2 separate regions of the Homo sapiens genome follow, and region 1 is linked to region 2. Evidence: read pairs that join two places in POLR2A ChIA-PET (ENCODE). Cell type or tissue: MCF 10A. All regions are shown on one strand. Each heading gives the region's core, and the rest is flanking DNA. Links, peaks and the distances in the headings are about the cores only. Region 1 overlaps LOC124901018 (a long non-coding RNA gene). Region 2 has its middle 18 kb from the start of ATG10.

What was found. ChIA-PET counts read pairs that join two places held together with the same protein. Peaks named below come from ENCODE experiments on the same cell type or tissue, not always from the same donor. Only the 100,000 strongest peaks of a DNase experiment are listed, where the experiment ranks them.
Region 1: POLR2A ChIA-PET joins it to region 2 with 5 read pairs; 3 of 35 experiments call an interaction of 5 or more read pairs at or near these places.

The regions. Positions count from the first base shown.
Region 1 is chr5:81,869,765-81,885,350 of GRCh38, forward strand. LOC124901018 (a long non-coding RNA gene) reads left to right here. Exons shown (of 6, transcript XR_007058843.1): 3 at 5,658-5,756. Among named protein-coding and RNA genes, the nearest start is that of ATG10, 94 kb to the right of the region's middle. In MCF 10A, for the core only: no CTCF peak of the experiment used is centred there; no DNase peak of the experiment used is centred there.
Region 2 is chr5:81,946,770-81,961,082 of GRCh38, forward strand. No RefSeq gene overlaps it. Among named protein-coding and RNA genes, the nearest start is that of ATG10, 18 kb to the right of the region's middle. In MCF 10A, for the core only: no CTCF peak of the experiment used is centred there; a DNase peak (open chromatin) is centred at 1,782.

The sequences.
Region 1 (15,586 bases), core at 7,831-10,330, 69 kb before region 2:
AATGTCTCTAAACTAATCCAGCAAGAGGAGAAAAGTGATTAGAAAGGAGACAGTTCCCAATGGAAGATGGATAAGCTATTTCTAGAAACTACTATTACTACTGAAAAAACTAATTGCTTTCGTCTCGTTTGGGAATATTTCCTCCAGTTCAAGAAGGAGAAAGTGTGAAGAAACCTCACCTTGCTTCCGCTAATAATGCTTCTTCCTTGAAATTGCAGAGAGCCTTGGTCTCCAAAGCAACTTTTTGAGACAATAGACTATCTGTGCTTAAGAGAAGAAAGATTAGAGTGTTTCTGTGTTTTTGAGTGATTAGATCAGTAACTCATTTGTTCATTTAATAAGTATTTATACTGTGCCTGCTATGTGGCAGGCACTGTGCTATACAAAAATAGCTAAGATAAAGTCTCTTTACTGGATGAGTTTACATATTAATTCTACTATGACTCCAGTAATAATAGATAATAAGAAAAATGACTATGGAAGTCCCAGGAGAAGGAGCACCTTTATATATCACTCTGGTGTCTTTTAGGGCTTTGCAAAATTTGTTTTCAGCCAGGTCTACCATAACTTACATTGTTTTTGCTTTTTAGGCTAATAATTTATTATGGATATGGCAAATACATTATATATTTTAAGTTCTCTAAAGTTCAATGTAATATACTAAAAATGCATCATGAGATCTGGGGATTTTGGGCCTGAAGATGGAAAACAAGAGCCTCACAGTTCTCTAAGTTACTGTTCTTCTTGGCATGGTATTATGGAAAGAACATAGGATTTGATCTAAATCCAAGTTCTTCCAGTCATTAATTGAATTAGTAAGAGCAATCACTTAGTTTTCCCCAGTGTTGGTGTCCTTATCTGTAAAGCAGAGCTAAAAATAATATCTGCCTTGTGAGGTTGTGAGAAGCAATCGAACTAATATGTGTGAAAGCACTCTGCAGAATTTAAGGTTCAATAAAAAATTGCTTTCTTAGAGCAAACATACAACGATGTCCATTCATCAACATGGCAACAATATCGTTGTATTCATAGTATCAACCTTTCCAATAGAGCACTTGTCAGAATCCCTAATTGCAAATGACTGCAGTGCTGTGAGTATTCTTGGTAATGGCCACAGGGCTAGTTAACACTTTTAAGTAATAATTATTAGATTTCACAGAAAGAAATTTCTATTTCTTTTCATGAGGAGGTTACCAACTATTTAAAATGTACATAAAACTGGATTAATATACTACAAATGCAAGCTGAAGGAGAATCATCTCCAGGATGACGTGACACGGTAATAAAAACTTTTGTCCTGAAAGGAAAGGAATTGTACTGGTTGAGATGTTTTGGGTTGCAAATATCCAAAGACGCAATCAACATTGGTTTAATTCTAAAATATATTTATTTTTTATTTAGCAGGAGTCTAGGGCTTGTTAAGTAGCTTAACAATATCAGGGCTCTAGGTCGGCATCTTTGTCATTATCTTCATCTTCTGTCATGCTTGTCACCTCATGGGTAACAATACAATATACGCATTTCAGCTCCAGGCCCTGACATCAATGTCTCAGACAGAAGAGGAATGAAAGGGGCACCCTACAAAAAAACCTCCTTAAATATGTACCTATTCCTTTTGTCAGAAACCAAAATATTACCCAGAAAGACCCTTGAGAGTTGCTGTAAACTGGTTGGTCAAAACTGAGTCATGTGGCCACCACTAACTGCATGGGAAGCTGGGAAAACAAATATCCAGCAAGAGGGATTATGGCTATACCGTTAGGGTCTTAAACATCATGATTTATTTCCAGGGCCTAGGCACATTGTAACCAAACAAAATCAAGGTTTTAATAATTAGGATAAAGAAGGGTGAAGGAAAACTATTGGATAACTGCCTAATGGTGTCCTTCTGAGATATTTTGTATGTGTGTAAATATAGATAATAAGCCAGACCGTATAAAAAAGAAATATTGTCCTTGCTCTTTAGAAGAGAGATTCTAAAAGCTATAGCCTTAATTGTAAGGTTCTCATAAAGAAAGCCTAGTAGGGCAGCAAATACAGTATTATATATGATAGCTAAATGTACCTGAGTAAAAGCCAGTTGCCTCATATCTCCTCTGAAGCACAATTACCCTATGACACGGTGGTTGCTTTCTTTCTGGAGAAGTACTGATCCTTTGAAATGGTTATTTTCATGTTTTGGCCAACAAGTTCTTATCCATCCAAGTATGAGTTCTGTGATTAATTACAGAGTATATAGCTCTTGTCAACCCATCAGCCTTTTCTCTGAAGCCACTTAAAAATTTGGTTTTTAACCTAGACTGAGCTTTTATAATACAAGCAGAAACAGTTAAGAACCAACTCATACCTGCTAACTCCAGTGAGGGCTGTTGTAATTTGTCCCCATTCATGTTATATTTCATTGATAGCTGACATTATACTGCCCTCTCTTCCATTAAAATTAGATGTAAGTTGTGATAAACTGCATTTTTATAAATGCCATCTCTTCAGCCCCTGCCGGATCTAGCTAGAGACACAGCATCTCATGATTCCACCGAATAGCTTCTGAGATGGAATGTTAGTTTCAGACAGAACACTAGCTGAGGAACAGTCTAGGAAGATGACGATGTGTGTTAGTTCAGACTTTGGATTCCTAATAAATGTTAGAGAGTCATCAGTCCTAAGGATGACCTCTCTCAGCGGTTAAAATAAAAAACTTTGCATTTTACTCCCTCACAATTTTAATAAATTACAGTAATATTTTTGTTACACAAAATGGATGAAATGAGCCCATTGACAAAACAAACAAGACATATATTCAAAAGAATAAGTTCATACAATTACAACTTTTCCCCTGTCCTCCTCCTATTTAGCTTATGCCATCTCTCAGTCTGGTTTCAGATATTAGTAAGTAACGAGATAATACACAGGAAACGAATAGCCCCTCCTCTGTCCTGTAAATCATAAAAGTCATTTACAGGAGCTGAGTGAATGGAGAGAGAGGTCTATGGCAAAAGAATTGAGCCTTAATGGCCCCTCAAGAGCTATAACTGTCTAGTCTCTCTACTAGTCTCTCTCTCTCCCCCCAATCTCTTCTTTCTCAGTATCTTCCCACCCTCCTTCTCTTTCCCTCTCTCTATCTTTCTCTTTAGCTCCTTGTCTCAGCTTACAAATCTCTCAAGCCGGGGAGCCTGCTGCCATACTAAGAAGTGGTTGGTCAGTGTGTTTTAAACATTGAATGAAAATTCTCCAAAGTATTTAGTCACTGCTTAGGGTAAACTTTACTTTTTATGCAATGGGGCACTTGGTGACTGATCCTTCTTGGTGGCCCCTGTGTTTTTTTTGTTTTTTGGGTTTTTCTTTTTTTGTTGTTGTTTGTTTTTTTGAGACAGAGTCTCACTCTGTCACCCAGGCTGGAGTTCAGTGGCGTGATCTCAGCTCACTGCAGACTTGACCTTCTGGTCTCAAGCGATCCTCCCACATCAATCTCTTCAGTTGCTGGGACCGCAGGTGCCACCACCACGCCCAGCTAACTTTTTGTATTTTTTTGTAGAGACAGGGTGTCACTATGTTGTCCAGGCTGGTCTTGAACTCCTGGGCTCAAGTGATCCGCCCACCTTGGCCTTCCACGCTGTTGGGATTACAGGTACGAGCCACCATGCCTGTCTTCTGTTTTTCACCTGTGCAGCGTTCTGGAAGATGTTAATTGTGTGGTTCAACTCCATATTACCCATGAAAGAGGTCAGAGTCATGGAAAAACATGATAAGTAAGTTAAAAGGTCATCAAAACATTACTTTAAAGTGCATTTTCTACTTATATTTAAATAAGACCACTGGGGTAAACTGGGATTTTTCAAAACTTCAAGATGGGTAATGGATCGCTCTATCAGCTTCTAAAGCAAGAGACACCAGGAGTTATTCTTCTTGATTAACTTTACTACTTTCTACTACCTGCTTTTCTTCTTTCAACTTTAGGCTAGGAATGAACTCTATCACTTTTGAAAGACACCAGCAGATCATCGCCATCTAAACCTTGTTTAGACATTAGAATCACCTGGGGAACCTCAAAAAAAATTGATGTTTGAGTCTCTCACAGAAATTATGATGTTATTGGTCTGAAGTAAGCTCTGGGCATCCAGATTTTAAAAAACATCCCAGGTGATTATAATATGCAACAAAAATTGAGAACCATTGATCTAGTCTTAACATTTTACAGTCTCTATTAGCCTGAAGCCATGAAATATGTAACTTATTGGTGCCATTTATTCCAGGGACAGAGAACTAATTTTTGTCTTTAACACCTCCTTTTAGAGCTTCTGCTGTCCCAGAACAAACAAGGCCTATAGTAACCAACCATGTCAGTCAGGGTTCTCCACAGAAATAGAACCAATAGGAGATATGTTATATATTTAATATTTGTATAATACTTATATATTTATATATATGTAATTTATTTATTATAAGAAATGGGTTCATTGATTATGGAGGCTAAGAAGACCCAAGATTGCCGGGCACAGTGGCTCACACCTGTAATCTCAGCACTTTGGGAGGCCGAGGTGGATGGATCACGAGGTCAGGAGATTGAGACCATCCTGGTCAACATGGTGAAACCCTGTCTCTACTAAAAATACAAAAATTAGCCTGGCATGGTGGCACGTGCCTGTAATCCTGTAATCCCAACTACTCGGGAGGCTGAGGCAGGAGAATCACTTGAACCAGGGAGTTGGAGGTTGCAGTGAGCCAAGATGGCACCACTGCACTCCAGCCTCGTGACAGAGCGAGATTCTGTCTCAAAAGAAAAAAAAAGAAGTCCCAAGATCTGCAGTCGACAAGCTAGAGACTCATAAGAGCTGATGGTGTGCTTCCAGTTCAAGTATGAATGCCTGAGAACCAGGAAAGCTGAAGGCATAAGTCTTAGTCTGAAGGCCTTCAGGCTTGAGAGCTAAGAAAAGCCCATTTTTCAGTTCAAGTCCCAAAGCAGGAAAGGATTAATGCCCCACCTCAGCAGGCAGGCAGGTGGAGTTCCCTCTTATTCACAGGAGGGTGAGCCTTTTTGTTTGGTTCAGGCCTTCGACTGATTGAATGAGAGCTACTCATATTAGGAAAAACAATCTGCTTTACTGAGTTTACGGAGTCGAATATCAACCTCATCCAAAAATACCCTCACAGACACACCTAGAATAATATTTGACCAAATATCTGGGCACCTGATGGCTCAGTCAAGTTGACATATAAAATTAACCATCACACCAACATAGTACTTAAATAAAGAGGGTGGATGGCAACTTTAATGGGAAATTAAAAGCAAGTTAAGCCAGAGATAACTCTTATGTGTTTATAATCTGCAGCAGATAACAGAGATAATTGTCAAATTTTCAGCTTGTTCTAGTTCCAATTGTGCACATTCTGTTGAAGAATTCTACTGAGGCACAGGAAGACAGCATATTCCTCTTCCCAATCAGTTAACTAATTGTCTGCTATTGGTGCCTTCAGCTGCCCCTTAGAAGAAGCTGGAAGGAAAGAATGGAGAAAATAGAAGAGCTTAGATTGTAATTATAAGTCTTATGAAATTTCCATCCAAGGGCTTGAATTATCAGTGTGTAAAAGTACTCAATAAATATTTTGGAATGAATGAATAAATAAAATTTAAAAATGGGACTCAACTGTGACTTTTTCAGATAACTTCCAATTTAAGGAGATATAGGACAAGGCAAGAAGGGTGGAAGAAGGCATAAGAGATCCTCACGTGGCATTATCAGGATAAAATTTGTTAATGTGTAAGTGTTCTCTTCTTCCTCACTGTAAGGTGAATACTTTGCTACCTTGGTTTCTGGATCTTTTGAGCTGCAGAATTGGGAGAGTGCATATGAAGAAAGAAGACTCAGTAGATAGGAAGGAATAAAGGAGAAGGCTATAGCCAAGGAAGTTAGGTTGATCTTAATAGAATGAAAATGGGCAGGCCATTTTGTGGGCTCTCATAGAGTGGTGTTTTAGGATTTGGTGACTAGAAGATTTTAGAATAGCTGTGGGATGGGAGAGAATTGGAAACGAAAGGGAAGCTGATCTGGAGACATGGTTCCATAAACTGAGAATTAATTCTCCTTTGGAAGATTGAGATTAATAACAGATTTAAACAAATTCATTTTGGCATCAGGATTATGCTTCTTTAAATACAGCTCAGTTCAAAGGTAAACCGCATGCAGCTCTAGGATTTATTCAGTTTTCATGTTGAAGTCTAGAATCCTCTCTATAGCACTTTTCTCCCTTTAAATTATGTAATCTCTTAACGACTCCACACAATCCAAGTTTATTTCCCTTCTTAGAGAATGGGTTATTCTTAGGGTTTATTTTTAATTTAGAGATGGGGGTTAAGAATCACCATAAGATAAATGAAGCATCTTTTCTCATTGGTGGTTCACATAGTATGAATATGAGAATGCAAATTAAGCAAGAATCATTTATTCTTATAAATAAAGGTGGAAGGTAGGAGGCTAAACTTAGGTGTGCACTGGGGTTCCAGGCCCTTTATATCAATTATTTTTATTTTATTCTCATAGCAGTCATGGAAGACAGGTATTGTTTCTCTTATTTTACTTAAGGTTACATAACTATGAAGTAGTGGAATTTGAATCCACACTGTAAAATTTGCTGTTCTACTATACCCTGCATAATGGGATCTTTATTATCTGGCCAGGTATTTATTTATTTATTTATTTATTTATTTATTTGAGACGAGTCTCACTCTGTTGCCCAGGCTGGAGTGCAGTGGTGCCATCTCGGCTCACTGCAACCTCTGCCTCCCAGGTTCAAGCGATTCTCCTGCCTCAGGCTCCCGAGTAGCTGGGATTACAGGTGCCCACCATGATGACCAGCTAATTTTTGTATTTTTAGTAGAGATGGGGTTTCACCATGTTGGCCAGGCTGGTCTTGATCTCCTGACCTGAAATGATCCACCCACCTCGGCTTCCCAAAGTGCTGGGATTACAGGCGTGAGCCACCACACCCGGCCCTCTGGCCAGGTTTTTAAAATTCCATATAAGAAGTCATTGGTCTTGCAGGGCATGGTGGCTCACGCCTATAATCCCAGCACTTTAGGAGGCCAAGGTGGGCCGATCACCTGAGTCAGGAGTTCAAGACCAGCCTGGCCAACATGGCGAAACCCCATCTCTACTAAAAATACAAAAATTAGCTGGACGTGGTAGCGCATGCCTGTAATCCCAGCTACTAGGGAGGCTGGAGCAGGAGAATTGCTTGAACCCAGGGGGTGGAGGTTGCGGTGAGCCGAGATTGCACCACTGCACTCCAGCCTGGGTGACAGAGCAAGACTCCATCTGAAAAAAAAAAAAAAAGTCATTGTAGATTTACTGAGAGTTACATCCTTAGGTGTCCCCTGCTTTCTCTAATAAAACTATAAGTGAATGAAAGTAATATTTGTGAAAGCCTTATGAGGAATATAGCTACTTTTCCCTCCAACAAAACATCAAGTAAACAACTATTTTTTTTTTTTCAACAAACCATTTTCCAACTCTTTCATTCTGACCATTTTGGAGGCAATGCCAGTTACTTGGTAGATCCAGAGATGATGCAAGCCATTCAGATTGTAGAGGAAGAGACTATCTCTATTAGCAGATGACATGATCTTGAATATAAAAAATTCTAAGGAATACACATACACAGACACACACACGGATGAGAACTAATACGTGTTCAGCAAAGTTGCAGGATATAAGATTGATATAAAAAATCAGTCATTTCTACGAACTAGCAATGAACAATTCTAAAATTAAATTAAGAAAACAATCCATTCAAAATAGTATCAAAGCAATGGAACAAAAGTACTGAAAGTGTTGATTCATACGTTAATGTCAGCCAGAAGAGAGTCTTCAGTGGTACTCCACAGATCTCAGTTCCTGACTCTTGGCTAAATATTTTTGGTCAAAAATTTAAATGAAGATATAGCTAACTAGAAGATATTAATATAAGATATCAGATAAGCAAATGAAACAAGCTGGAAGAAATAAATGGAGTGAATATTTGGAGTGAAATTTAGCTTATACATGAGTGCGTAAGTAAGAAAAGAGAAAGGCTGGGTGTGGTGGTTCACGTGTGTAATTCCAGCACTTTGGGAAGCCAAGGTGGGCAGATCACTTGAGCTCAGGAGTTTGAGACCAGCCTGGGCAACATGGCAAAACACTGTCTCTACAGAAGTTACAAAAAATTAGCCATGTGTAGTGCCACATCCCTGTAGTTCCAGCTACTCGGGAGGCTGAGGTGGGAGGATTATCTGAGCCTGGGAGGTTGAGGCTTCAGTGAGCTGTGATTGTGCCCCTGCACTCCAGCCTGGGCAATGGCTGAATGAGACCCTGTCTCAAAAAAATAAAATAAAAAGGAAAAGAGGAAAAGAAAAGAGAAAAGAATTTTACATTCATTTGAAATTAAGGTGAGAGTTTCAATTCACAATGTAGATTTATGTAAATTAAACTGTATGCCAAAAGTCAACAGTCCTCTTCTTTGGGACATTATGTAAGAATCTTGAATGGACAGAAATAGTTTTTACTCTACAAAGAGTTATTACGCAAAAACTATGAGCTAGGTGCTGAACTTGACAGTGGGATGGAAAACATCTTAGTCCTGGTCTTTAACCTCAAGTTTGTCATAGTCTAGTGACAGTCTAATGAGGCATAGTATGGGTCAGGGTCCCAGAAGGAAATAGATGGCACACTCAAAAAGGTAATTTGAAGAGTACTTAATTGTGGAAACATTTATAAATGAATGGCTAAGATTAAGAAAACCACAGATGTGATGAAACACCCAGAGACCAGCAATATCAAGAAGTTGGTACTGGGCCAGCCTGGTGAGACCTACAGCCATGGGCCAGGGCTGCTGGAGAGGAGCTGTGGCCTTATCCAGGTTCCAGAAATCCAGAACCTACCAAACTGTGGCCTGGCTGAGAGGAAGGTGGGAAAATAAATACCTTAACATCTTTTTCTCCCCACCTCCCCATCTCCCAACTTCCATTGGCCAAATCCACCTGGAAGCCAGAGGGCAAGGGACTGTGGTTTGGGCTGTAAGGTCCGTAGACATCAGCCCCACAGGGCACACAGCGGGATGGAGAAGGGGAGAGAGTGAACTTAGAGGGTCAAGGAGAGAATACACTACATAGACAGGTAAAACAAATAATTACAATTATCTGTAATTGTAAAAAGACCAACAGTCCTATATTTAAGATGGGCCTTGGAAGTTGAATGAGGGCTTGACACATTGAGATATTGATCCAGAAGGAATAGCATGTACAGACAGGGGCATAAAAGAGAGTGCCTTGCTTGGGAAAAGGTAAGAAGTTCCATGTGCACAGAGAGTTGAGTATGAAGGGTGGAGACTGCGGAAGAAGTTGTAAAACAAGGATGGAAAAAGATGTTTGGTGGGCAGGTCACCTTGTGAAGGACTGTCTAAGTTAGGCTATAGGTTTAGCTGCTGTGCCAGAGATCCAAAATAACAGTGGCTTAAACACAATCAAAGTCCTCTGTCTCTCATATTTCAGGCTGAGCTCGTGGGCATCTGTGCTCTGAGAAGTCAGCAGCAGCCCAAGCTCCTTTTATCTTGCTGCTTTGCTCTCATCCCCATGGTTCAGGACAATGTCACTATGCCCACATTCTGGTCAGCAAAATGGCATACTCTTTCCTTTTATAGAAACAACCTAGAAATTGTATATGCCATTTCTGCTCCCATCTTACTGGTCAGAACTTCGTCACAAAGCCACATCTTACTGCAAGGGAAGCAAGAAAATGTAGCCTTTGATCTGAGCAAGTTACGTGCCCCGATAAAACTTGGGCTTTCTATTATTATGAGGAAGAAGACAAGGTAGTGAAGAAAACTGGCATTCTTTGCCATAAATATCTTATTGTTTTTTCAAGGTGAGATCCAGCAAGTCATAAAGAGGATGGGTTCAGCGGGAGCTCGGGAATGGTAGATGAGAAGGGAGTAGTTTCTGTGTTCCAAGTGTTGGATTAGGAGTCTGCTTGAGTAAGTCGAGTGGTAGGAGATGAGATACTTAGAGAGAAGGACCTTCAAGGGCCACAGACTCCATGTCTCATATGTGGAAACCACTGGAACATCCAGAAGGCTGCTGTCACTTGATCCTGCACTGTGGCTGCTGTTGCTTTTCCCATCCCATGTATGTAATAACCAGAATAAAATGGGGACTATTCACTATGGTCATATTCTGATCCCTGCATGGGCTTAGAAAGGAACTTTTTTACTGCATAGGATTGCAAAACTTGGTGCTGGATGAGGGATTTACACCTTCCTTTCAAACACGGGCCACTGCTGGTAGGCATAGAACACTGGATGTGTTGATTGCTAACATGATTTATGGCAGTCTCTGTATATTCAGCTACATTCAATGACCTTTCTTCCACAGTGTCCTCTACCTTGATAAAATCACTTCATTCTATGTCAAGTCCTTTTAATCCTTTTTCAGAATCAAGTACGAAACAATTTCCAGTGCATTCAACTCTAACTTTCTTTGCTCATTGTTTATTCCCTGAAGACCGAATAATACATTTAGAAGTTAAAAAATTGCAGGCTGCTGCTTTGTACACAGTATCTTTAACTTTTTTGTCCAGGTTTTCAGTCTGGCCTCAAATGAACCTTTCTTTTTTTCATTTTTTATACGTAACATTTAGCTCTCCAGAGTTAATCACTTGTGTCTTCAATTAATCATTTACGTCCCCCAAATCATGTGGAATCGTCTAATTGGGCACATGAGGGTACGACTGTACATGCAAGAAAGAATGGTAATGAAGCAGTTATGCATAAAAGTAGTATTTCCAAAAAGGGAGGTAACATAAGAAAGTACCTAGAACTTTGGCCTCTGGTGGATGCATCCATGCATCCATCCATCCATCCATTATTCATTCAAAATTGTGTTCAAAAACCTTGCAGTCAATCTCTAGAGAACCTACCAGGGTTCAAAGATTATTATCAGATGTTTCCAGTTCTTGAAGAGTTTCTATGTCATAACTGGAGCAGACTCAGTTTTGAGGCATGGCTGAGAATAAATGAAGGAAGGGGGATTACGCACCAACTGTGTCTTAACTACTATGCAAAATATCACAGATTTGTAGTAGAAGAAAGATGCATAGATAACTGTATCCCTGTGTCATCCATGCTATTAGATTGGTGTAAAAGGCATTGTGGTTTAATACTACATAATAAATATAATAAAACTAGGAGCCCAGAGAGGGGACAAGTTGACTCTGCCTGGGATGGAGGAGGAAAGCTTTTCAGAGGAGCCCAAGTTTCACCTGGGTGCTGATGGCTAATCATGAGTTGCTCAGATAGAATGGTAGAGAAGACACTGTAGGTGAAAAGAGCAGTGTGCACAGAAGCATAGAGATGGAAGATGCAGGGCAGTTTTGGTCAATGTCAAGGGTTCCGTGTGTCTGGCTTGTAGGTCGCGGGAGATGAATGCTAAGAGGAAAGAGTAGAGAGGTGGGTTGGGATTTTGTATGCCAACCTGAGGCATTTTAATTGTATTCTGTAGGTAAGGGGGAGCTATTGAATGTTCATAAGCATGAGAGTAACATGATCAGATTTATGTTTTGGAAAGATGGCTGGAGAAAATAAAGGGGGAAAGAAACTGAATTCATTATTTTTGTCTAGCAAATACTTATTGAGTACCTACTATGAGCCAGGAATCTTCTAGGGGCTAGGCATACAGCATTGAATAAAACTGGCAAAAACTTTTGCCTTCACGCAGCTTCAAGTGGTGGAGGGAGACAGTTTATAAACAAAAATATATAATCATTCAGGTGGTCATAAGTGCTATGGAGAAAATGAAGCAGGGAGGGAAGATAGAAATAGGCTTTGCCCCTATGTAACCTCCCACTGAGAAGGAAGGGAACATTTGGGCAAAGACCTGAAGGAGATGAAAGGGCAAGCCACGTACACATCTGTGGGAAGAACATTTTAGGCAGAAGGAATTGCAAACATAAAGTCCTCAGTGTATTATGAGAGCTCTGCAAACCCCAAGGTGACAAAAGAGACGGATTAAAGACTTGAATTCCTATGTTTATACAAAGGGGCATTGAGCCAAAGAAATACTGATCACCTTTTATATATCATTCAGAACTTCCAGTCATTTGTTTAAAAGTATTTGAGTATGACAGGCTAGAACAAGATTTTCTTTCATAGGTCATTGTTGGGCCAGAATTTTGGAGAGAGGTAACTGTGTTTTCTCCTATCACCATAGACCAGCAGTTTTTCATTTAAGCAGTAAAGTCCAGTTATTATTCTGAAGCCAACAAAATGTATTTCTTTGTCTCATTGTAGTTTTAAGCCATTTGTTTCATTTTTAGATGCTCAAAATCTTACTTGATGGCCACATTTAAGGGAAATTGCCTCCAAACATAAGAAATACACTGGCTTGGATGGCACACGTGGAAATTAGCAAGATGAGTGGAATTGGGAATGTGTCTGCTGATCATGATCTAGCTGAGTGTACTGCACACACAAGAGATAAAAATGAAGCCAGAATCTGGAATGAGATCATTAGTGTATACCATCCTGGCACTGTAGTCAGACCACACACATATTTAATGCACTGAACCCACCTTGAAATGCCCTCAGCCTTAAGGGAACAAAGTACTAGAAAAAATAAGGGGGAGGGAAGGATGCTGAGTGATCCATAATGCTGTCAGTGTCACAATCCATCCTGAACAGCAGAATAAAGTTAATAGGGAAAGTTCTTTAGTGCTTGTTCAGCTGCCTGCCACCCAACTCTGTGGCAGAAAAGCAAGGAGGAAATATATACATCATTATAGAATGTATCAATAATAAATTATAGAAAAGCCTTTCATATAAGGAGTAGTTCCCTGTATTTATTTGAAGTCTCAAGCATTAGGATTGTGTATTTGACCACTAACTGCCAAAAATGTAGACACAATCTTAAATAATTTTAAAAGACTATTGATATTTTAGTAATAAATTAGATTAACAATGTGAGTCAAAACTGTTGAAGACAGAAATTGTAAAATGTCAAGAGAAAGAAATAATATTTTTCCTTGTGTCCAATAAATAAAAATTGCCTTGGAATAAACACTAACCCTATTTATAGCATACATAAGAAGCATCTCTGGAAGTCAAATAGTCTATCTGAATTATGTTTCGGCTCAGAGAATTTCATGGTTAGAGTAGAACATTTTCATTCCAAATCTATGTATCTTTTAGTTCCTAAAAATATTTCCTAAACTCTTCCAGCATTACACTACTTGGTTCTAGAGTCAAAAACTCGTATAATTCAACTAACAGCTATCAAACATTTATTTAAAGGTCAAACACCTTCTATGTGCAAGGTGCTGACTAGGCAAGGTACTGGAGGAAATTCAAATTGAGTAAAACTTAGTACCTGCCCCCAAGGAGGGTAAGGAGGTCGGCAAAAAGTCAGCACAAAGGGTCAGAATATGCTCAGCGGGGTTCAAAGGAGGGAGATGACCATGGGTTAAAGAAGTCAAAGAAGGCTTCAAGGAAAAGTGATGTCAGATTTTAATAGGCAAAAATGGGGTTGTTTTGAGTGGGATTGGGCAGGCAATTCGGGTAAAAACAAGGGCGTATCTGAGAAGAGCGGTTCCCATTTTGCTGGAGTATGATGTATCCGTATGAGAGTCGTAAGACAGAGCTAGGAAGGTGGACTGCAGGCATGGAGTCTCTGGGCTCAGATGTCAGCCTGAGGAGTCAGGACTAGATTCAGCCAACAGTGGGACTCCACCAAAGTCGATGTGACATGATGTGACATGACGCTGCTCTATTTATGCTCTGATGCCCATGCTTTTGTACTCAGTTGCATTTGCCAGCTGAAAGGGTGAGGCTGGTTGTCCAGCCCTTGCGGGGAGAGACTGATTCTGTACCACAGATTTACTTGGAGGACAGAGCACAGTAGGGGTCATTTGGGTCTACCTCCCCCTTCCCTCTTGGGCCCCCCTTGCACACACAGGGGCAGTCTAGCTGCTGAGTGTGGTCTTTGTGTCCTGGATATTAGATGTCATCTGAGCTCCTTAATATTTTTCCGAAGTGAAGAAAAAAAAGGTCACCCACAAATATTTATTTAGTGCCTACGAGATGAACAGCGGCAGTTTGCCCTGCTCTAGATCGGTGGTAAAGTAGCAGTTCCAGCCAGAAGCCAAATAAAAGCTGGAGCTCATGTCAGAAGAGGAAAGGGCTACAGATGTACACCGCTAGACAGGCTGTGGACTCTCTGCCTCTGCAGTACTGAACTATTATATATTGTCTTCTCAGCTAATTTTTTTAAGGTCTAATTTAGGAAAAGCAGGGAACAGTATTAGGTATTTAGAGAGATTCAAAAGAAATGGTAGCCATTCCTGAAATACAGAAATTCAATAGAAACTTTAACCTATAAATAATATGCACCATATAACATATGATATAAAAGTTGCATATAAAGTCCCAGAATGTTTTCTGCCATTCCTAAGGGATGTTCAGCACATATAAACCTTGTTTAGGTGTCATCTTACTGGTAGGGGGCTGTTGTGCTCCATTTGTCTGTTCGGAGAACCAGAAGCTTGGCTGCAGTGGTCAGTTGGGTCTACAGATTTTTTGTCTGTTTGTTTGTTTTTTACAGAATCTAAAATGGTTGTTTAACTTGAGACTTTTTAAAGATACAGAAACCTTAATTAGGAATGATTGTAGAATGAGATCTTTACAGTAGAAGCTCATATTTGATAAGACCAAAACCAGTAATGAGCCAATTAATAAAAATATTTGGTTAAAGTCCCAAATTCTAAAAACTATAATAACATGGCACATGCAAATTCATTTGACAATATTTAAATGTAGAGTCAAGACCTCCCCTCTATTCTAGTATAAATCTGTATTTTGAAGTCTTTTTTGCATAAATCACATCCATAACACATCTCTCTCCAGTTTCAATTTATCTAAAGTGAATCAGACATTTCTCAGACATTCTTAATCTAGACCATGTTGGGGTTTTTATGATTCCTGTTCCAGTCTTTTAAACTTTTCTTACTAACACCTATTGTAATAGTCATTTTTTTTTAAATCGAGACTTTCCAGAGCATTCAACTCTGTTTCAGAACAACAACTATACTCTTTTCTGCTCATCTAGTTTGACAATTTTCATAATATTTAATTAAAATATGCTTAATTTAATTAATTAAAATACTACAATCACAAGTCTAATTAACCCAAACAGGCCTGGGAACAAACACAACAGACTCTTGGTTAGTAAATAACAGCAGAAGTGGGAGCAGAAGTCCTTGGATACATTGGAGAGTAGTTACTGCCCTCAAGTGCCCAGCATGCTGTGCATATCAGAAAATTCGGTTCACAGAGGGAACGGAGAGCGTCTGTGAATCTGGCAAGTTGGTTAAGTTGAAGTCAGCTGAGAACTTTGGTATAAAGTTATCTAAGCAGTTAATGTGTATTTAACTACCTAATATATGCTGTGTGCTTCTGGATTAACATCATTAAAGGACTGGTTAAATTCACACGGACATACACATACCTAAAAGCAGAAATATTTTTATCAGGTGTACATAAAGGAAATGTTAATTCTGGCCCTGTTGGAAGC
Region 2 (14,313 bases), core at 296-2,795:
GAGGCCTCCCCAGTCATGCTTCCTCTACAGCCTGCAGAATCGTGGGCCAATTAAACCTCTTTTCTTTATAAATTACCAGTCTCAGGTAGTTCTTCTTCTTCTTCTTTTTTTTTTTTTGAGAGGAGTCTCGCTCAGTCCCAGGCTGGAGTACAGTGGCACGATCTCAGCTCACTGCAACCTCCGCCTCCCAGGTTCAAGCTGTTTTCCTGCCTCAGCCTCCCAAGGAGCTGGGATTACAGGCATCTGCCACCATGCCTGGCTAATTTTTGTATTTTTAGTAGAGATGGGGTTTCACCATGTTGGCCAGGCTGGGCTCGAACTCCTGACCTCATGATCCGTCAGCCTTGGCCTCCCAAAGTGCTGGGATTACAGATGTGAGCCACCAAGCCTGGCCATTAGGTATTTCTTTATAGCAATGTGAGAATAGACTGACACATAGTTTTATAATAGTAATGTTAACTATAGTAGTAATTGGGAAGGTTAGTGATCTTGTGGCTCCTGGCTGCATGACTCCAGAGCCATAATTTCTAATCTTATGACTAAAATTTATCAGTTTACAAAGGTGGTCTGGTTCCCAGGCAAAGAGGGACTTTGTTTTGGGGAGGTGCTATTATCATCTTTGTTTCAAACTTAAACTATAAACTAAATTTCTTCCAAAGTTAGTTTGGCCTGTGCCCAGGAATGAACAATGGCAGCTTAGAGGTTAAAGGCAAGATGGAGTTGGTTAGGTTATATCTCTTTCACTGTTATAATTTTCTCACTATTATAACATTTGCAAAGGTGGTTTCATTATGACCTAGACTTGGAAGTCATATAGCTTCATATCCCCCATATTCCAGATTCAAGGGAAGGGGGAACATCAACCCTACCTCTTAATAGTAGGGGAATCAACATCACATATTAAAAAGTGTATGTGACTGGCTGGGCACAGTGGTTCACATCTGTAATCCCAGCACTTTGGGAGGCTGAGGTGGGAGGATCACTTGAGCCCCGGAGTTTGAGTCTAGCCTGGGCAACATAGTGTTACCCCATCTCTACAAAAAATAAAAAGTTAGCCAGAAATGGTAGTGCACACTTGTAGTCCCAGCTACTTGGGACGGCGAGGTGGGAGGATTGCTTGAGCTTGAGAGGTTGAGGCTGCAGTGAGCCATGATCATACCACTGCACTCCAGCCTGGGTGACAGAGTGAGACCCTGTATCACATAAAATAAAATTAAATTAAATTAAATAAAAATAAAATAAAATAAAGTATGTGAGATGGAACATCTTTTTGTGGCCATCTTGGAAAATATAATCTGCCACATCATTCTACAGTTTAAAAAAAAGTTGCTTTATCTTATGCCTTATATTTTTTATTTCTATTTATTTATTTTTATAGAGATGGGGGTCTCACTATGTTGCCCAGGCTGGTCTTGAACTCCCGGGCTCAAGTAATCATCCCACCTCAGCCTCCCAAAGTGCTGGGATTACAGGCATGAGCCACCATGCCTTGCCTGAACCACCATGCCTTGCCTTCTATCGCCAAGAAAAAAGGCATAATACTTGGTTAATCTCTTTAGATTTTGGAGATTATGCTGCCCCAAATGGTTTGTAAACCATTTACCATTTACCATGAAAGGCTGCCAGATTTGTTGAAGCTCAGAACAAGGGAAAGCTCTCTAGATAAACGAGTGATTGTGGCAGATTGGGCAACTATAGAGAACTTGTGGGAAAATCCTAAGAAGAATCACAACAGAGGCCCCTATGATTTGGAGGAAAGCCATGTACTCGTTGCCAAGTTACTATTATCCTTTTGAGAAATGGCTCTTAGCTTGCTAATCACCCGGATAGGAGCAGAAAGCCTGATCATTAGGAAACTAGCTGATCACATGACTTTAGCTGCTTATTGCAAAACAGTTTACCTGATATGCCAAGCCACAAAGTCCTCAGCAGCACTCCAGAATTAAGTGGTGAAGGTATAAGCAAGTATATTGAATAGGTCGCTTAAATTCCCATGGTGAAATTTCCACAACACTTCTGACCCACCCTTGGCCTACCTATATGGACTCATGAGTTGACGTAAAGATCTGCATTGATTCAAATTATGTTCTTTGGTCAAAAATTTGTTTGGCTAGGTGCAGTGGCCTATAATCCCAGCTACGTGGGAAGCTGAGGCGGGAGGATCACTTGAGGCCAGGAGTTTGAGACCAGCCTGGGCAATACAGTTAGTGAGACCCCATCACTAGACAGAGAGAGAGATTGAGAGAGAGAGAGAAAGAGAGAGAGAGAGAGATTGAACTTGCCTGATTGGAAACAAGCCTTGAGAAAAAGGTTATGGATGGATTCTTAGAATGGACTCAGATAATGTCATTATTTGTGCCCCACATGAATGGTCATCAAAAGATCCCTACTGCGGAAGGTAGGTAAGATGACTTATTCTATGGATAACAGATAATCTTCCCCAATTACCTCAGTGATAGGTAAATAATCTATTTGTGGCAGAGATGGAAGTGATACTTTGGCCCAATTCTCTTGGTGAGAATTCCTCTCTCTAAGGCTGACCTATGTGGCCATAATGAGTGTCTCGTCTGTCAATTGTAGCTTTCAATCCTAAACCCCCTGATGTGGCACCATAAATGTGAAGGTGAACGCCTGCTAGCAAGATGACTACATGGGACCTTTATCATGGAAGAAGCATTGATTTCCTATTTCGAATAAATACCTATCCTGAATATGTCTTTCTTGCCCACCATGCCCCTTCTCACCCATCACTGTGGGCTTATTGAATGTCTCATAAATTGTCATAGATTCTCATTTGCTACTGACGAAGGAACTCACATTACAGAGGGAAAAAAGTAAGGCAGCGTGCTAATGCCCACAGGAATTCTTTGTCTTATGACACATCTCATCAACAGAAGCAATAAGTTTACTTATAGAATATGAACAGCCTATTTTTAGTTACAACTCCAGCTGGGAGAAAAAGACCTCGTAAGGCTGAATTATGATTCTGCAGTATGGTCTGAGCCAGCAACCATATATGATGATGTTTTTCCTGTAAGTGAGTCAAGTAAACAAGGATTGAAAATGGGCATGAAGATTCTCACAATTACTCCAAATGCCCATTCATATAATATTGGCTTCTGTTCTCCCAACTCTGGCTATTTGTGGTTTAGAAGATGAGTGAAGCTTCCAGAGGACACAAAAATGGTTGTACTAGAATAAGAAGTTTAGGTTTCCACCAGGTCATTCTGGCTCTTTTCATCTGGGGCAAATGGGCCCAGAAAGAGATTCCAGTCTTGGCTGGGATGACTGATATTTATTATCAAGGGAAAATACGAATGCTATATATAATGGAGGCAGGGAAGGGTATGAACTAGGAGATTCCTTGGCATACCTGCTTATTTAACCAGGCCCAGTGGCTGAAGATGCCTACAATCTCATACAGCAGGAGGATTGCCCCATTGTGTAAATAACTTTCATCAGCTGAAGGTAAGGAAACCTGGAATGGGTAGGTTAGGAGGACTTTATAAAATTCAAAATATGGTGTGCTGACAACTTGCAGCAGCGATTGCCGTAGCATCTCTTTGGGGAAGTACAGGGAAAAGAGTATGTGTTTTGTGATCAAACTACAGATTGAAGTGAACATTTAAAATTTCTCTGGCCAGGCCGGGTGCGGTGGCTTATGCCTGTAATCCCAGCACTTTGGGAGGCCAAGGCGAGTGGATCACCTACGGTCAGGAGTTCGAGACCAGCCTTGCTGACATGGTGAAACCCCATCTCTACTAAAAATACAAAAATTAGCTGGGCATGGTGGCGTGTGCCTGTAGTCCCAGCTACTTGGGAGGCTGAGGCAGGAGAATCATTTGAACTTGGGAGAGGGAGGTTGCAGTGAGCCAAGATCCTGGCATAGCACTCTGCCTGGGCGACAAGAACGAAACTCCGTCTCAAAAAAAAAAAAAAAAGTTTCTCTGACCGTTGAGCATTCAAACTTGTTTCCTACTTTGAGAGCAATTCCACATTTTGTGAGTCTTGGTAGGTAGCAGGACCCTAACTCTCTCTCCAGAAGTCAAATTTGCCAAATAGTCCTTCTTCCCAACCCCAGCAGCTGGATTTCATGAGCAAGAAATCTAGGCTTGGCCAATCAGACTGGGGACTTAATTCTAAAATGAATCACGCAAATGGGAAAGAATGGTTAAAATATATTCCCAGTGGCAGTGGTTCCAGCACATTGTCTGGCAGTATGTTTACCTGTGGCAGGGCCAGCAGAAGCAGCATCCTAACCAAACTTGGATGTGACCTTGTGGTTCCTGCTGTCTGACTGCCCTTGGCTCCTGCCTTTTTTTTTTTTGTTTTTAGCCTTGTTCTTCAGTCTTCCTGTTGATTCTATGAGCTACTTGTTATTCTGCCAATAAATTCCTTTTCTGCTAAAATTAGCCAGTTAGTTTCTATTGCTTGTGACCGAGAATTTTATCTTTATGCTGCTTTGCTCAAAGTGCTTTGCACTTAGTAGTTACTGAGTAAGCAGTTGTTGAATGACTACATGGCTATCATTATTTACACCCTGCTGAAGTATGTTTTCTCTGGGACTAGATCCTTGATCTTATTTCATGTAAGACAGAAGAAAACTTATTTTATGACATATTAATATTTTCTGGGAGGTATATATTCTCTAAGATAAATGGTTCCAATACAAAATTTGCAAAGCACCAGGAAGGTAGTGGGCCTCTGGCACAATCAAGTGGAGTTTGGGGAAGCAAACACAGGACTGAAATCTTTAAATCTATCCTAAGCCAAAGCCTTCTTCCTAAGGGAAGGTCAGCTTGTTTTTCAGCCTGGTATTTGTTCACTGAGCCTTATCCACAGTGAAATTCAAGGTGGCAAGCCTCCCAAAGGCTTTACTGGGCCCTAAAAGCTTATGTTGAAGCCTCTGGTTGTGAGGATGTGCTAAGAAGGCTAAAAGGGACTGTTGGCTTCAGGATTTGAGGCTTGAACATTCTTGTACTCTAGGAATACGGTATCTTGTGATAAGTTTTTGTTGCTTCATGTTTTCTTCTTCCTTCTTATTCTCTCCCATCTTCTACAGCACATTATAATCCATTTTTTAAAGTTTTGATTTTCTTTTGTTTTCAATTTTATACCTTATTTTGTTACATTTATTCATGGAAAGTGTTATCTCTGATTACTTGACATTGCTTACATTTTATTTTCCTGGTATATTGTGCTTTTTAAAATAGAAATTTATTAATACACTGATTGTAGACACGGCGATATAAGACAACTTTTTTCAAAGTGGATCTAAATAGTTGAATGTTTCTGTCTGAAATTTACTAATTGTAATTGAAAATACTCTTATTGGGTAAAGCTTTTGGTGTGTCAAAAGAAAGATGATCTTACATGTAATTTACGTGCAGTTGTCACATATTATCTACCTATAATTCATCTGTAGTTCTTTTCACTGCTCTTATCATTTGGTACTCAGAATAGCAATCTGTAATAGTGTTTCTAAAAGCGTCTAGGAAATTTTCCATCTTGCATACATATAACATTTAAATTTAACTTTCATGTGGTTCTTAGGTATTCTGTTTTGGAAGAACATTATACAGTTCTGTGGTTGTTTTGCTATTAAAGCGTTCTTAACTGATTTCCATATCAATAGATTCTGTGCCTTGTTGTAATGTAAATAATCCCTAAAGATACAATATACTAGTGTTTGCTTTTTAGTAAACAACTCTATCAGTGACTTTTTTAAAGACCTGAGAAGGCTTATCAACATTATCAACATTATCAATATCAATGCCTGCCAGATTGTATGCATATCTTTACTCTTGGGAAAGCTTTGGTGGATTTAGCCTTTAGCATTCCTCCAACAACCAGATCTAAACAGCCTCATCACATGTTCAGACTCAAAATTTTTTTCTGCTTGTTTGTGGAGGGTCTTGTGTACAGACTTAACCTCCAATAAGGCAGGAGCAGTGCTTGTCTTGTTCATTGCTGTATCTCTAGCACTTAGCACAGTGCCTGGCATATGTTATATTCTTGATGTGTTTTTGAAACAAATGAATGAATATTAATTGGCTTAACACTTCCATTTTGCACAGAGAGCCAGTATGACATGAACTCACCTATTTGAAACAGGTCTCCTTGAGATCCCCAGTTTACTCTAGCCTGACTCCCTTCCTTATAGCCTAGAGGTATTGCTGATATTCTCTGAGTGCCAATGTGCCGATTCCAGACCATTTTGTTTGCCTATTATGTAAAATTTTTCTTCTGTTGAGCTCTATACCAACCCATTGGTATTATTATTATTATTATTATTATTTTGAGATGGAGTCTTGCTCTGTCATCCAGGCTGGAGTGCCGTGGCATGATCTCAGCTCACTGCCACCTCCGCCTCCCAGATTCAAGTGATTCTCCTGCCTCAGCCTCCCAGGTAGCTGGGATTACAGGTGCCCACCACCACACCCTGCTAATTTTTGTATTTTTAGTAGATGGGGTTTTGCTATGTTGGCCAGACTGGTCTAGATCTCCTGACCTCAAGTGATCCGCCAGCCTCAGTGTCAGGCCTCTGAGCCCAAGCTAAGCCATCATATCCCCTGTGACCTGCACGTACACATCCAGATGGCCGGTTCCTGCCTTAACTGATGACATTGTCTTGTGAAATTCCTTCTCCTGGCTCATCCTGGCTCAAAAGCTCCCCTACTGAGCACCTTGTGACCCCCACTCTGCCCACCAAAGAACAACCCCCCTTTGACTGTAATTTTCCTTTACCTACCCAAATCCTATAAAACGGCCCCACCCCTATCTCCCTTTGCTGACTCTTTTTGGACTCAGCCCACCTGCACCCAGGTGAAATAAACAGCTTTATTGCTCACACAAAGCCTGTTTGGTGGTCTCTTCACAGGGATGTGAGTGAAATTTGGTGCCATGACTCGGATCAGGGGACCTCCCTTGGGAGATCAATCCCCTGTCCTCCTGTTCTTTGATCCATGAGAAAGGTCCACCTACGACCTCAAGTCCTCAGATGGACCAGCCCAAGAAACATCTCACCAATTTCAAATCCGGTAAGCGGCCTCTTTTTACTCTCTTCTCCAATCTCCCTATCTCTCAACCTCTTTCTCCTTTCAATCTTGGTGCCACACTTCAATCTCTCCCTTCTCTTAATTTCAATTCCTTTCATTTTCTAGTAGAGACAAAGGAGACATGTTTTATCCGTGGACCCAAAACCCCAGCGCTGGTCACGGACTCGGGAAGGCAGGGACGCCTCTCTGATTATTCACCCAGGTTTCAGAGGTGTCAGACCACGCAGGGATGCCTGCCTTGGTCCTTCACCCTTAGCGGCAAGTCCCGCTTTTCTGGGGGAGGGGCAAGTACTCCAACCCCTTCTCTCCGTGTCTCTACCCCTTCTCCGCCTTTCTGGGGGACAAGAAACCCCCAACCCCTTCTCCTTCACCCTTAGCGGCAAGTCCCGCTTTTCTGGGGAAGGGGCAAGTACTCCAACCTCGTATCTGTGTGCCCCAATCCCTTATTTCCACTCCCCGACCTCTTATATCTCTGCACCCCAATCCCTTATTTCCACGCCACAACCTCTTATATCTCTGCGCTCCGATCCCTTATTTCCACACCCCAACCTCTTATATCTCTGCACCCCGATCCCTTATTTCCCCACCCCAACCTCGTATCTCTGCGCCCCGACCCCTTCTCTGCTTTTCTGGAGGGCAAGAACCCTCCCACCCCTTCTCCGTGTCTCTACTCTTTTCTCTGGGCTTGCCTCCTTCACTATGGGCAAGCTTCCACCTTCCATTCCTCCTTCTTCTCCCTTAGCCTGTGTTCTTAAGAACTTAAAACTTCTTCAACTCTCACCTGACCTAAAATCTAAGCGTCTTATTTTCTTCTTCAATACTGCTTGACCCCAATACAAACTCGACAGTAGTTCCAAATAGCCGGAAAACGGCACTTTCAATTTTTCCATCCTACAAGATCTAAATAATTCTTGTCGTAAAATGGGCAAATGGTCTGAGGTGCCTGACGTCCAGGCATTCTTTTACACATGGGTCCCTCTCTAGTCTCTGTTCCCACTGCAACTCATCCAAAATCTTCCTTCTTTCCCTCTCACCTGTCCCCTCAGCCCCAACCCCAAGCGTTGCTGAGTCTTTCTAATCTTCCTATCTGACCTCTCCCCTCCTCACCAGGCCGAGCTAGGTCTCAATTCTTCCTCAGCCTCTGCTCCCACACTCTATAATCCTTTTATCACCTCCCCTCCTCACATCCGGTCCGGCCTACAGTTTCGTTCCGTGACTAGCCCTCCCCCACCTGCCCAGCAATTTCCTCTTAAAAAGGTGGCTGGAGCTAAAGGCATAGTCAAGGTTAATGCTCCTTTTTCTTTATCCGACCTCTCCCAAATCAGTTAGCGTTTAGACTCTTTTTCATCAAATATAAAAAACCCAGCCCAGTTCATGGCTCGTTCGACAGCAACCCTGAGACGCTTTACAGCCCTAGACCCTAAAAGGTCAAAAGGTCGTCTTATTCTGAAAATACATTTTATTACCCAATCTGCTCCTGACATTAAATAAAACTCCAAAAATTAAATTCCGGCCCTCAAACCCCACAACAGGATTTAATTAACCTTGCCTTCAAGGTGTACAATAATAGAAAAAAGTTGCAATTCCTTGCCTCCACTGTGAGACAAACCCCAGCCACATCTCCAGCACACAAGAACTTCCAAACGCCTGAACCGCAGCAGCCAGGCGTTCCTCCAGAACCTCCTCCCCCAGGAGCTTGCTACAAGTGCCAGAAATCTGGCCACCAGGCCAAGGAATGCCTGCAGCCCAGGATTCCTCCTAAGCCACGTCCCATCTGTGCGGGACCCCACTGGAAATCAGACTGTCCAACTTACCTGGCAGCCACTCCCAGAGCCCCTGGAACTCTGGCCCAAAGCTCTCTGACTCCTTCCCAGATCTTCTTGGCTTAGCGGCTGAAGACTGATGCTGCCCGATCACCTCGGAAGCCCTCTAGACCATCACGCACGCCGAGCTTCGGGTAACTCTCACAGTGGAGGGTAAGTCCGTCCCCTTCTTAATCAATGCGGAGGCTACTCACTCCACATTACCTTATTTTCAAGGGCCTGTTTCCTTTGCTTCCGTAACTGTTGTGCGTATTGACGGCCAGGCTTCTAAACCTCTTAAAACTCCCCAACTCTGGTGCCAACTTACATATACTATTATAAGTACTCCTTTTTAGTTATCCCCACCTGCCCCATTCCCTTATCAGGCCGAGACACTTTAACTAAATTATCTGCTTCCCTGACTATTCCTGGATTACAGCTACATCTCATTGCTGCCCTTCTTCCCAATCCAAAGCCTCCTTTGCGTCCTCCTCTTGTATTCCCCCACCTTAACCCACAAGTATAAGAAACCTCTACTCCCTCCTTGGTGACCGATCATGCACCCCTTACCATCTCATTAAAACCTAATCACCCTTACCCTGCTCAATGCCAATATCCCATCCCACAGCATGCTTTGAAAGGATTAAAGCCTGTTACCACTCGCCTGCTACAGCATGGCCTTTTAAAGCCTATAAACTCTCCTTACAATTCCCCCATTTTACCTGTCCTAAAACCAGACAAGACTGGCAGGTTAGTTTAGGATCTGCACCTTATCAACCAAATTGTTTTGCCTATCCACCCCATGGTGCCAAACCCACATACTCTCCTATCCTCAATACCTCCCTCCACAATCCATTATTCTGTTCTGGATCTCAAACATGCTTTCTTTACTATTCCTTTGCACCTGTCATCCCAGCCTCTCTTCACTTTCACTTGGACTGACCCTGACACCCATCAGGCTCAGCAGCTTACCTGGGCTGTGCTGCCACAAGATTTCAAGGACAGCCCTCATTACTTCAGCCAAGTTCTTTCTCAAGTATCCCCCTCCAAAGCTCAAATTTCTTCTCCATCCGTTACCTACCTCGGCATAATTCTTCATAAAAACACACGTGCTCTCCCTGTCGATCTTGTCCGACTGATCTCTCAAACCCCAACCCCTTCTACAAAACAACAACTGCTTTCCTTCCTAGGCATAGTTAGATACTTTCGCCTTTGGATACCTGGTTTCACCATCCTAACAAAACCATTATATAAACTCACAAAAGGAAACCTAGCTGACCCCGTAGATCCTAAATACTTTCCCCACTCCTCTTTCCGTTCCTTGAAGACAGCTTTAGAGACTGCCCCCACTCTAGCTCTCCCTGATTCATCCCAACCCTTTTCATTACACACAGCCAAAGTGCAGGGCTGTACAGTCAGAATTCTTATACAAGGACCAGGATCGCGTCCTGTAGCCTTTTTGTCCAAACAACTTGACCTTACTGTTTTAGGTTGGCCACCATGTCTCCGAGCAGCGGCTGCTGCTGCCCTAATACTTTCAGAGGCCCTCAAAATCACAAACTATGCTCAACTTACTCTCTATATTTCTCATAACTTCCAAAATCTATTTTCTTCCTCATACCTGATGCATATACTTTCTGCTCCCTGGCTCCTTCAGCTGAACTCACTCTTCGTTAAGTCCCACAATTACCATTGTTCCTGGCCTGGACTTCAATCCGGCCTCCCACATTATTCCTGATACCACACCTGACCCCTATGACTGTATCTCTCTGATACCACACCTGACCCCTATGACTGTATCTCTCTGATCCACCTGACATTCACCCCATTTCCCCATATTTCCTTCTTTCCTGTTCCTCACCCTGATCATGCTTGATTTATTGATGGCAGTTCCACCAGGGCTAATCGCCACACACCAGCAAAGGCAGGCTACGCTATAGTCCAAGCCACTAGCCCACCTCTTAGAACCTCTCATTTTCTTTCCATCGTGGAAATCTATCCTTAAGGAAATAACTTCTCAGTGTTCCATCTGCTATTCTACTACTCCTCAGGGATTATTCAGGCCCCCTCCCTTCCCTACATGTCAAGCTTGAGGATTTGCCCCCACCCAGGACTGGCAAATTAGCTTTACTCAACATGCCCCAAGTCAGATAACTAAAATACCTCTTACTCTAGGTAGACACTTTCACTGGATAGGTACAGTCCTTTCCTACAGGGTCTGAGAAGGCCACCGCAGTCATTTCTTCCCTTCTGTCTGACATAATTCCTCAGTTTAGCCTTCCCACCTCTATAGAGTCTGATAACAGACCAGCCTTTATTAGTCAAATCAGCCAAGCAGCTTTTCAGGCTCTTAGTATTCAGTGAAACCTTTATATCCCTTATGGTCCTCCGTCTTCAGGAAAAGTAGAACGGACTAAAGGTCTTTTAAAAACACACCTCACCAAGCTTAGCCACCAACTTAAAAAGGACTGGACAATACTTTTACCACTTTCCCTTCTCAGAGTCAGACCTGTCCTCAGAATGCTACAGTGTACAGCCCATTTGAGCTCCTGTATAGATGCTCCTTTTTATTAGGCCCCAGTCTCATTCCAGACACCAGACTAACTTAGACTGTGCCCCAAAAAAACTTGTCATCCTTACTATCTTCTGTCTAGTCATACTCCTATTCACCGTTTTCAACTACTCATACATGCCCTGCTCTTGTTTACACTGCCGGTTTACACTGTTTCTCCAAGCCATCACAGCTGATATCTCCTGGTGCTATCCCCAAACTGCCACTCTTAACTCTTGAAGTAAGTAAATAATCTTTGCTGACAGGACTATGTTGAATCTCCTTAGGCACTCTAATTAGATGTCCCAGGTCCTCCCAATTCTTAGACCTTTAATACCTGTTTTTCTCCTTCTCTTATTCCGTTTAGTTTTTCAATTCATACAAAACCGTATCCAGGCCATCACCCATAATTCTAAATGACAAATGTTTCTTCTAACAGTCCCACAATATCACATCTTACCACAAAATCTTCCTTCAGCTTAATCTCTCCCACTCTAGGTTCCCACGCCGCCCCTAATCCTGCTCGAAGCAGCCCTGAGAAACATCGCCCATTATCTCTCCATACCACCCCCAAAAATTTTCACCATCCCAACACTTTACCACTATTTTGTTTTATTTTTCTTATTAATATAAGAAGACAGGAATGTCAGGCCTCTGAGCCCAAGCTAAGCCATCATATCCCCCGTGACCTGCACGTACACATCCAGATGGCTGGTTCCTGCCTTAACTGATGACATTCCACCACAAAAGAAGTGAAAATGTCCTGTTCCTGCCTTAACTGATGACACTGTCTTGTGAAATTCCTTCTCCTGGCTCATCCCGGCTCAAAAGCTCCCCTACTGAGCACCTTGTGACCCCCGCTCTGCCCACCAGAGAACAACCCCCCTTTGACTGTAATTTTCCTTTACCTACCCAAATCCTATAAAACGGCCCCACCCCTATCTCCCTTTGCTGAGTCTCTTTTCGGACTCAGCCCACCTGCACTCAGGTGAAATAAACAGCTTTATTGCTCACACAAAGCCTGTTTGGTGGTCTCTTCACATGGACGCGAGTGAAACTCAGGGTTCCAAAGTGCTGGGATTACAGGTGTGAGCCACTGCATGTCGCCCTTGGTATTATTTTCTACCTTCCTCATCACCATCTTTTTCTTAATCCTCTACATTCATTTAGACTTTTTGGTTCTTGGCTCATTGTCTTTCAACCTCACCCTAAGGCCTCCATGAATGACCCTTCCACTACTTTACTCTCATAGTTCTGTGCCTATTCAATGGTTAGGGCCTTTACTGCCTCTCTATATCGGCAACTCAGCTTGGATTGATCTCTGAGCTTTGTGCCCAACTGGAACAAACTGATATATCTGTAATTTCAACATCAGTCTCCTCCTCTCCAAACATGTCCTCCTATTCTGCTAGTTATCACTCTCTATTTCTTTTTTCTTTTCTTTTTTTTTGAGATGGAGTCTCACTCTGTCGCCAGGCTGGAGTGCAGTGGCGCGATCTTGGCTCACTGCAAACTCTGCCTCCCGAGTTCAAAGGATTCTCCTGCCTCAGCCTCCCAAGTAGCTGGGATTACAGGCGCCTGCCACAATGCCCAGCTAATTTATATATTTTTAGTATAGACGGGGTTTCACCATTTTGGTCAAGCTGGTCTCAAACTCCTGAGCTCAGGCAATCTGCCCACTTCGGCCTCCCAAAGCGCTGGGATTACAGGCGTGAGCCACCACGCCCAGCCTCATCTCCCTTTTATACTCTTTCTCCCAACCAGAATGAGTGGTACTGGGAAAAACAGTCACATAAAATTTAGGAATTAGGACCTCCACAAACAGAGGAATCCAGTCTTAGCTATACTCTCAAATCCTATATATCTGTTCTCAGCTTCTCCTCTTTCAAATCTATTTTAAAAGTTTACTTGTTTTCTAAGCCCCTCTCCTCACTTTTATTTTATTTTTTTAATTTCAATAGGTTTTGGAAGAACAGGTGGTGTTTGGTTACAAGGATAAATTCCGTAGTGGATTTCTGACATTTTGGTGCACCCATCACCCTCTTCCCCACTTTTAGAAAATGGCTGTGCTTGGCCAGGCGCGGTGGCTCACGCCTGTAATCCCAGCACTTTCGGAGGCCAAGGCGGGCGGATTGCCTGACCTCAGGAGTTCGCGACCAGCCTGGGCAACAAGATGAAACCCCATCTCTACTAAAATACAAAAAAATTAGCCAGGCGTGATGGCGGGCCCCGGTAGTCCCAGCTACTTGGGAGGCTGAGGCAGGAGAACTGCTTGAACCTGGGAGGCAGAAGTTGCAGTGAGCCGAGACTGCGCCACTGCACTCCAGCCTGGGCGACAGAGTAAGACTCAGTCTCAAAAAAAAAAAAAAAAAAAAAAAGGAAAATGGCTGTGCTTACTTCCCATGTTACAGAGAAAGTGGAAGCTATCAGAAATGAAGTTTCCTCAATCCTTTCTCTCTGGCATTTCTTTCCTCTCAAACACAAAGCATCTATTTCCAGTACATCTTTCTCCTTTGCCCTTCTTCCAGTTAATACAACTAAGTACTTGGGACTCACCCTGTGTCTCTTCAGGGGCTGTGTTGTCTCAATTATCTCCTCTTTTCTTCTGGTTCTTGTGCTTGGCCTACAAACTGGATCAAAGTCACACCCATTTAAAATGTGAAATACAAAAGTACCCCCCACCCCAACACTCCTTGGCTCTTATTCTTCCCTACCTGCTACCCTTTTTCCTTCTCTTCATAGAAAACTTGAAGTCTCCACTTCCTTGCCACTCTGAACATTTTGTTGTTTTTATTTTATTTTATTTTTTGAGATGGAGTCTTGCTCTGTCAGCCAGGCTGGAGTGCAGTGGCGCGATCTTGGCTCACTGCAACCTCCACCTGCCAGGTTCAAGCTATTCTCC